Regions from separate parts of the Mus musculus genome. Here region 2 is linked to region 1. The links are chromatin loops, found by intact Hi-C in ENCODE. Cell type or tissue: left cerebral cortex. All regions are shown on one strand.

The links. Hi-C counts contacts between places; a loop is a spot of excess contacts. Peaks named below come from ENCODE experiments on the same cell type or tissue, not always from the same donor. Only the 100,000 strongest peaks of a DNase experiment are listed, where the experiment ranks them.
Region 2: a loop joins it to region 1, with 3 times the contacts of the local background. A loop is called at or near these places in 1 of 42 quality-filtered maps.

What each region holds. Positions count from the first base shown.
Region 1 is chr15:12,558,582-12,562,581 of GRCm38, reverse strand. All of the region lies in intron 3 of Pdzd2 (PDZ domain containing 2), which reads left to right. Among named protein-coding and RNA genes, the nearest start is that of Gm52211, 69 kb to the right of the region's middle. In left cerebral cortex, no CTCF peak of the experiment used is centred here; a DNase peak (open chromatin) is centred at 1,972.
Region 2 is chr15:12,413,197-12,417,196 of GRCm38, reverse strand. All of the region lies in intron 8 of Pdzd2 (PDZ domain containing 2), which reads left to right. Among named protein-coding and RNA genes, the nearest start is that of Gm52211, 77 kb to the left of the region's middle. In left cerebral cortex, no CTCF peak of the experiment used is centred here; DNase peaks (open chromatin) are centred at 1,414 and 2,295.

The sequences.
Region 1 (4,000 bases):
GTGGCTCAGTGACTTGTTCCAGGAGATGTGTAAGAGAGCAAGGCAAAGTTAAACTCACGTTCGTACGGTAATTACTTGGAAAGAGAAGAAGGGTTACTGAGGCTGAACTTAACGATGCAAAAGGAGTGGCAAGGGGAGAGAATTACAGACTGAGTGAGGAAGGCGAGGGAGAGGTGAGGGGCTTCAACTCAGTTGTAGAGAAAGTGATTAACCCTCTCCTTGTAGGGAGACATCAGTGAAAGATACCACAAAGGCTATTTTCAAGGCCTCTGGTTTTTTGTTTGTTTGTTTTAAGATTTATTTATCTTATGTATATGAGTACACTGTAGCTGTCTTCAGACACACTAGAAGAGGGCATCAGATCTCATTACAGATAGTTGTGAGCCACCATGTGGTTGCTGGGAATCCAACTCAGGACCTCTGGAAGAACAGTTAGTGCTCTTAACTACTGAGCTTCTGGGTGTTTGTTTGTTTGTTTATTTGTTTTAATTTAATTTTATTTGTAATTGATTTTTTTTCTACACTCCATTCTCCACCCCTCCCCATCCACCCTCCGACTGCTCCACATCCCACACCTCCTCCCCACCCCACCCCATCTCTACTTCGGTGCCCCCACCTCCCCACCCTACCTGACCTCTAAACTCCCTAGGGCCTCCAGTCTCTTGAGGGCTAGGTGCATCATCTCTGAATGAACACAGACCCAGTAGTCCTCTACTGTATGCGTGTTGAGGGCCTCATATCAGCTGGTGTATGCTGTCTGTTTGATGGTAAGGCTTCTGATTTTTAACAAGGCATTATACGTGTGTGTGTGTGTGTGTGTGTGTTAAATTACTCACCTATTGAATGTAAAAGAGCTTTTTATAAAAAGCCAAATAGCAGGTACAAACTAATATTACCAGATTAGTCAATAATTAAAAAATTAGTATGTAATATTTAGGAGATGGAATAGAAATATATGTATTTGCATCTGTAATTTAAATTTAACTGAGTCCCTGTATTTTCTCTGCCAGCACATGAACGAACCCAGGCACCAGACATGCTAGCCATGTCTGTAGGGATATAGGACAGCCTCTGGCATACTCTGTAACTTTAGATCTACTTAAGAGTTTCTAGGAGACCCTTTGCAGGGATGTGGTGCTCGCTATTAGAGCCACCTGGAAAGACTGGGCACAGGCCAGGCCTGCAGGGTCACACAGCAGCTGCAATGGGTTCATCTGACAATGCTCTGTTCGGAGACAATTCTCAGGGGCCAAGCAGAGCCAAACACCTCTGTGGGCTGGAACGTACTTTTTGTTTTGTTTTGGTTTTGGTCCAGCACAAGGGGAGCTTAAGTGTGGGGTTCAAGCTAGGGAGGCAGACACAGGGGCAGAGCTGCACATTGCACCGGTGTTCTGTCTCTGAAGAGAACAATCAGATCATCTCCAACTGACGTTAGGAACACTTATTAGTGGGCTGCAGTTTGAGTGAGATTTTGCATCAGGCCAGGTGTGATGGCTCACATCTGTAATCCTAGCACTTGGGAGGCTGGGCGAGGCGGATCACAACTTGGAGGCCACACGCTACATAGTGAGATCCTGTCTCGAAAAAGGGAGATAATAATGATGATGATAATAACAACAACAACAATAGATTACGTGAGGATAACATAGCGAGAGCTCATCTCAAACAAACAAAACAGACTCTGTCAGGTTAGTCAGAGTTCACGAAGATTTCTCTCAGTCAGGGGACCCTTTCATTGTATACTTAGTAAATAATTAAATGGATTTAGGACATCTGGTTGGAGTGGTTAAACACTCCCCACGAGTAAAATAATTGCTGGAGAAGTTCCAGGGGGTGTCGGTGGGGATTCGGGAAGCTGGAACTCATCTCAAGTTTTGATAAGATGGAGTAGTGAAGTAAGCTGAGCCATAGAGGGAGAAAGGAGTGGGGGGATGGTATTTAAGCGCTACTGATACCATAAGGCGGGCTTGATGTGGGAGGAACTGGAAGTCCCTTATACGATGAAGAAAGGAGTCGGAGAAAAGAGAATGTTTAGGCAGAGAAGATAGGGAAGAGGTGTGCTGGCTGGGCATAGGGGACCCGTGACAGGGAAGTAGGAAAAGAAATCACTTTGGTACACAGGGAGCTCTGCCATCCAGTATACACTGTTTACTGAGTGTTCATCACTTGTGGCCACCGAAGCAAGACGTGAGTCCTACCTCCACATGTGATCTCTCTCTTGCCAGGATCTCAGCTTACCTGCAACTCTTAAAGGTCCTGGGCAGGGGATTGTTTATCAAGAAAATGTTTGCAGTGCAGGGGGTAGGAGCAAGTCTCTGAGTTGAGTGTTGAAACATAAATGAGTTTTTCCTAAGACACCAAGGTAGGACAATGCCTGTCACATACCCACCTGAGCCGATTAGCTAGTCATTATTCAGCATTAATAGCTTGAAATTACCAGGAGAGGTTGAGAACCGTGCATCCCTGACCTAGGACCCCAGTACCAGGTGGTGAATCGGTGTTGAAAGTCAATCCTGAATGTTGGCCAGATGCAGTGGGTATCTGCAAGCAGGAGCAGAACCCGTCCTGGGATCTGCGTCTCTTAGGCTGGAGTCATCTCCAATGAACCTTTCTTCTCATCAGGTTCACCCTGCAGAACACTCAGCAATGGTCTGAAGGGAGACTCACCAGACTTGGTCATCAGCTCCAGTGACAGAATCACTGGGGGGTGGGAAAGGGGGGGGGGAACACTGGTCTGTCTATAGAACTAAAGCTGGCTTGCAGGAGCTGGTAAAATTGACTCATAGAGCCCAGCTAACAACATTAGGGGTGTTTACAGACCTTTCTCACCAAGTCCCTTGACAATCTCAAATTAGACAGGTGAAGAGAAGATTTCTGACTTCTAGTAACTGCAGAAACCTTCTGCCGCAGATTTGGATAATGATATTTCAAGTGCTTGAGGCAGCCAGAGGGGGCTGAGTCCTGTAAGTGTCCTTCAAACATTAGCTCACCGCCTCAAGGGCTTAGGATGTGGTTGGCATTGCTTGAAATCGGTCTGGCCCAAAATGTTTTAAAGTAAATTCCACCTGAGATGAAGAGTGTGGGGACACTCCAGACCATCAGCAGGCTCAGGGGTGAATGTACAGGCAACCTTTGCTTAGGCGGTAAGCAGCAAGCCTGTTTAAATAGACTCTGAAAGTAAAATTTCAGAGATTCTTTTACATTGAGGTGTGTAAGTGGCTTGATTTCTTTCTTCGTCTGTACTTCAAGAATCATGGTTCAGGGATGATTAAGAAGAAAATATAAGGACTGGGCATGTATGAAGCTCGGTTGATAGAGTGTTTGCTTAGCATGCACAAACTCCCAGGTTCAATCCCTAGCATGGTATAAACCAGATATGCATGCCTATAATAACATCACATGGCAAGGGGAGGCAGGAGGATTAGGAGTTCAAGGTCATCCTGAGCTATGTAGCAAGTCTAGGGCTAGCCTGGGATACCTGTCTCAATAGTAAACAAACACACAAATAGAGTTTAGCAGGAAACTACTTATGTTTATTTATTCTGTGTGTGATGGAGAAGGGGGTGCCAAATGCCTGTGCTATAGAATGCCTGTAGAGTTCTGAGAATAACTTGAGGGACTGGGTTCACTCCCTCTACTGTATGGGTCCTGGGGATTGAACTCGGGTCATCAGGCTGGGGGGGTAGGTATCTTTACCCACTGAGCAATCCTACCAGCATTGCCATAGTTCTTTTTAATGTCAATATTGTCAATGTTGGGAAGTTAGTAGTTGTTTTCCCAGGACCCATCTCTGTGCCTGGTGCATACAAGTGCCTGATGAGTATTGGTTGAAAAAGTGAGTGTCAACCATTTTGGGTTAATATTCATTCCAGAATCTATTGAGTGCCTGTTATGAACCACAATACATGCCTATCCCTGTGCCTTTTTCATAATAGGCACTCAGTAAATTCAGAAATGAATATTGACCAAATTGGTTGACACTCATTCAACCAGTAGTCAT
Region 2 (4,000 bases), 150 kb after region 1:
CTGTCACCTGGCCTTCTGTCTTTATTCTCAGAGAAGATAAATAGCATGGGTCCATGAAGTGGAATACCTTAAGGCTCCATTTGCAAAAATGAGTTATTTTGTATCGATCAATGGGAATGATTAGGCGGCATCGTGTTGAAATGAGCAGTAGAGGCTGACTTTTGCCAGAAAGGGCTAGCATCTGGGAGAGAGGCCTGCAGAGACTCTCTGAAGGCTCTCACCTCAGGGCGACAAGCAGCACCCCACCAGGAGCTCTGAGAGAGGCCCCTTTAAACCTGTGTGCAGAAAAGAGGCAGTGGTCAGCTTGCCAGAGTTGATCGACCCTGTATAATCAGTTCCCAGGGAGGCTCTCCAAGTTCTGGAGAGACGCAAGGACCTTTGAAACCTCTGTTGTCACATTCCTTATTTTATAGATGAGGTCCAAGCAGCTAAGGAAATCCCAAAGGTCATTGGGTAGGAGCCAGGAATAGGACCTACGTTCCAGACAGTTCTTCCTACCGACTTCCCGTGTGGAAGGCGTTCTGGATTCAGATGGGGGTGGGGCAAGTGTCTCAGAGACCTTCTAGATGTCTGGTTTTTCAAACCGTGTCCATATTGTCAATTTGGAACCAGGAACACATTTAGCTGATAACCAATGCAGGGTTGGGCCACTGTTTGCCACGAGGGGATCTCGCCTTCTCAAGCGATCCAAGCCTGTGGTAGGGAAACATGGGGTAGGGGAGGAAGCGTGCACAGGTATCAGCCAGAACTGGGTTCAGTTTCCAGCTCCATCCATGAGACAAGGGATGTGGGACCAGTGTCTTCTATGGGCCTCAGCTTCTTCATCTGTGAGGGAGGATCACACTGTGCCCATGTTCTTCCAGGAAATGTGAGTCCTCTATGAGCCCAGCCTTTTGGAAGACTCATGGGAGAATGTGTTTAGCTCTGCTGTTCCAAAGCCTGCCAGCCATGGGCCCTTCCCTCCGAAGCACCCATTGTTTGTATTGTTGAAGCCATTAATATTATGGTCATGATTTTCATGTTCATTCTTAATGTTTCTATCCTCTTTGCCCTCTCAAGAGGGGAAAATGATGTTTGAATGGCTTCAGACAGGAAGGCCTTCGTGAGAACTCTCAGTCTCCTGGGAAGGCAACCCGCACGTACGCTTGGTGGCTGCTTAGACGATGCACATACACATTCAAGCAGCAGAGCAGCCGGAAGTCTCTGGACTGTGTGCCGGTAGATGCATTCAGAAACAGCAGGATAAAGGAAGCCCTGGTAGAAAGAAGCCTGGAGACCAGTCGTCTAGACGTGGAGGAGAAGAGTGGGAGATTTTTCCAGGCAGTCAGGGAGAATGAAAGATATTTTGGGCAACTGTTTTTAATCCTCTCTTATTTGAGAGGCTAATCTTTGACGGTAATAATGATCTGGTCTAGCCAAACTTGGCAAGTGTGCGTAGGGGAAGGACTGCAGGCTGTTGAGGTGGGAGGTGATGGTGGTGTGCACAAAGTTGGGTAAACCCGTGATATTTATATTCTCAGTTCTGGAAATGAGTACAGAGGTGGACAGGTCCTTGGCAGCCAGCGGGATAGAACGCATTCATGCGGTAGGGGGTAGGAAGAGGAGGCTGGCAGCTTAACCTGGAGACATGTTAAAGAAACTCGGAGAACAGGGCTTTCACAGTGCTGTGAACTGCTTCACTCTAAAGACCTTTGCATTATAGGAGTCTGTGTGGTTTGGGGTTTTTTGAGACAGGGTTTCTCTATGTAGCCACGGCTGTCCTGGAGTTCACTCTGTACACGGGACTCTTGAGTTCTGCTTGCCTTTGCCTCCCCAAGTGCTGGGATTAAAGGCATTGTCTTATGGTCTCCCAGGTTATCTGGGTTTGTTTGTTTGTTATATGAGTACTCTGTAGCTGTCTTCAGACACACCAGAAGAGGGCATTGGATGCCCATTACAGATGGTTGTGAGCCACCATGTGGTTGCTGGGAATTGAACTCAGGGCCTCTGGAAGAACCGCTGAGCCATCTCTCTAGCCCAAATTTAAAATAAAAATAAAAAATATATGAATACATGTGTATCTGCCTAGAGAGGTGAGAGAGGTAAGGGCCCTCCTGAAACTGGAGTTGCAGAAAGCTGGGAGCTGCTTAATGCAGGTGCTGGAACCCAGCCTCAGGTCGTCTGCAAGAACAATAATGTGAGTGAGCCATTTTGCCAGCCCTGCCTGGGAGGTTTGGCTTCCATGGGATCCTCTTGGGTCTGCCTTCCAGATCTGGGTGTTTGTTTCATGTTCCTCTTGCATGAGTCACTGCGGATCCACACATCTTAGGGTGTTATCAGCGGGTGCTACCGTCTGTGGGTTCTCTCCTGATGATGACAGGTGCCTCCCGGTCAACTCAGAAGGGATTTTCTTCTAGTAAATCTTTTTTCAGATGAGTAAGCGTGCCAAGAAAGATTAATCTGGCCCATGAATTACTAAGTTATGAATTATTGTTCCAGCCATTTCCATGAGGGCTTTGCCCAGTCTGGCTCCAGAAGGACTCAAGCAACAACATCTTTCATTTCACAGAATGTTTTTTCAAATATGCTAGCCCAGGTTTTTCTCGCTGCCTGCCTCTCCTCTTGCCAGCAGGGACCTCCTTTAACTTCAGGACTTTTGACTTATCCGTGTTAACCTCATAAGTTTGTGATCTTTTTAAATGCAAAGCTTTCCTTGGCTGCAAAGGGGTTTCAGACATTTGAAAAAGCCCACTTTCACACAGTGAATGTTTAGCATTTGAAAAGCTGAGCCTTAAGTGACATCCCTTAACTACATCAGCACCATATCATTGCTCAAAAACTCAGCAGCATGTGACTTTTAAAAGTCTACTGTTATCCTTTCCTTATTCCATGAAAATTTTTAGAGAAATTTCCAGATGGAAATTGGACACTATCAAATGAGTCATTACACAGCTCAGGAGAAATCAATTCACTAAAGAATAAGTATATGGCCAGGCAGTGGTGGCGCACGCCTTTAATCCCAGCACTCGGGAGGCAGAGGCAGGCGGATTTCTGAATTCGAGGTCAGCCTGGTCTACAAAGTGAGTTCCAGGAGAGCCAGGGCTACACAGAGAAACCCTGTCTCAAAAAAAACCAAAGCGGGGGGGGGAGGAATCAGTATATGGAACCGACCAGAGAGATTGATAGCACATACTGCTCTTACAAAAGACCTCATTTCAGTTCCAAGAACCCACATAGGGAGATTTGCATAAGTCCATAATTCCAATAACTCCAGCTCCAAGGGATCTAACACCTCTGTCTCTATAGGCACCTCCACTGGTGAATACCTACACACAGACACACCCAAGTACACACCATTCAAAATAAGTCTTTAAAGAGAGAATTGACATATGTAATATGTCAATTATATATGACATATAAGCAAGCACATAGGTGATATGTTGTATTTAATATAGAAATAGTGATTTTAGCTTTATTTGTATGTAATTGATCTATCATTTCCAATAGTACATAGTCTAACTTAGGTGTTTTTAAATCATTATAGATTTGTGAGCATAGGTCAGTGGTAGAGTGCCTGGGTTGCAAACACCCCATACACATACACAGAGACAGACAAACACACACACATGCATAATACAGGCGCGCGGGCGCGCGCACACACACACATATATACATATATATTGCAAAAGTTTCTTAAATAGGTTACAAAAGCATCAGTTATAAAAATGAAAGTTGATCTGCAGTCATGATTGTAAAATTACATTTTGGTTCACAGTGGGTAGCCATATACAAGTGTGGTCCCATTAATTATATCACATAGTAATATTACGGCCACCCACGATAGTTAGATTTAATTGTCAACTTGACATGATCTGGAATCAGCTGGAGGGATTCTAAATGAGCGATCATCTAGATAAGGTTGGCCTGTGGGCATGCCTGTGAGAGAATTGTGTTATTGAGTATACCTAACTCAGGTAGAATAACCCATCCTGGATGGGTTGGTACAATTTTGTAGGCTGGG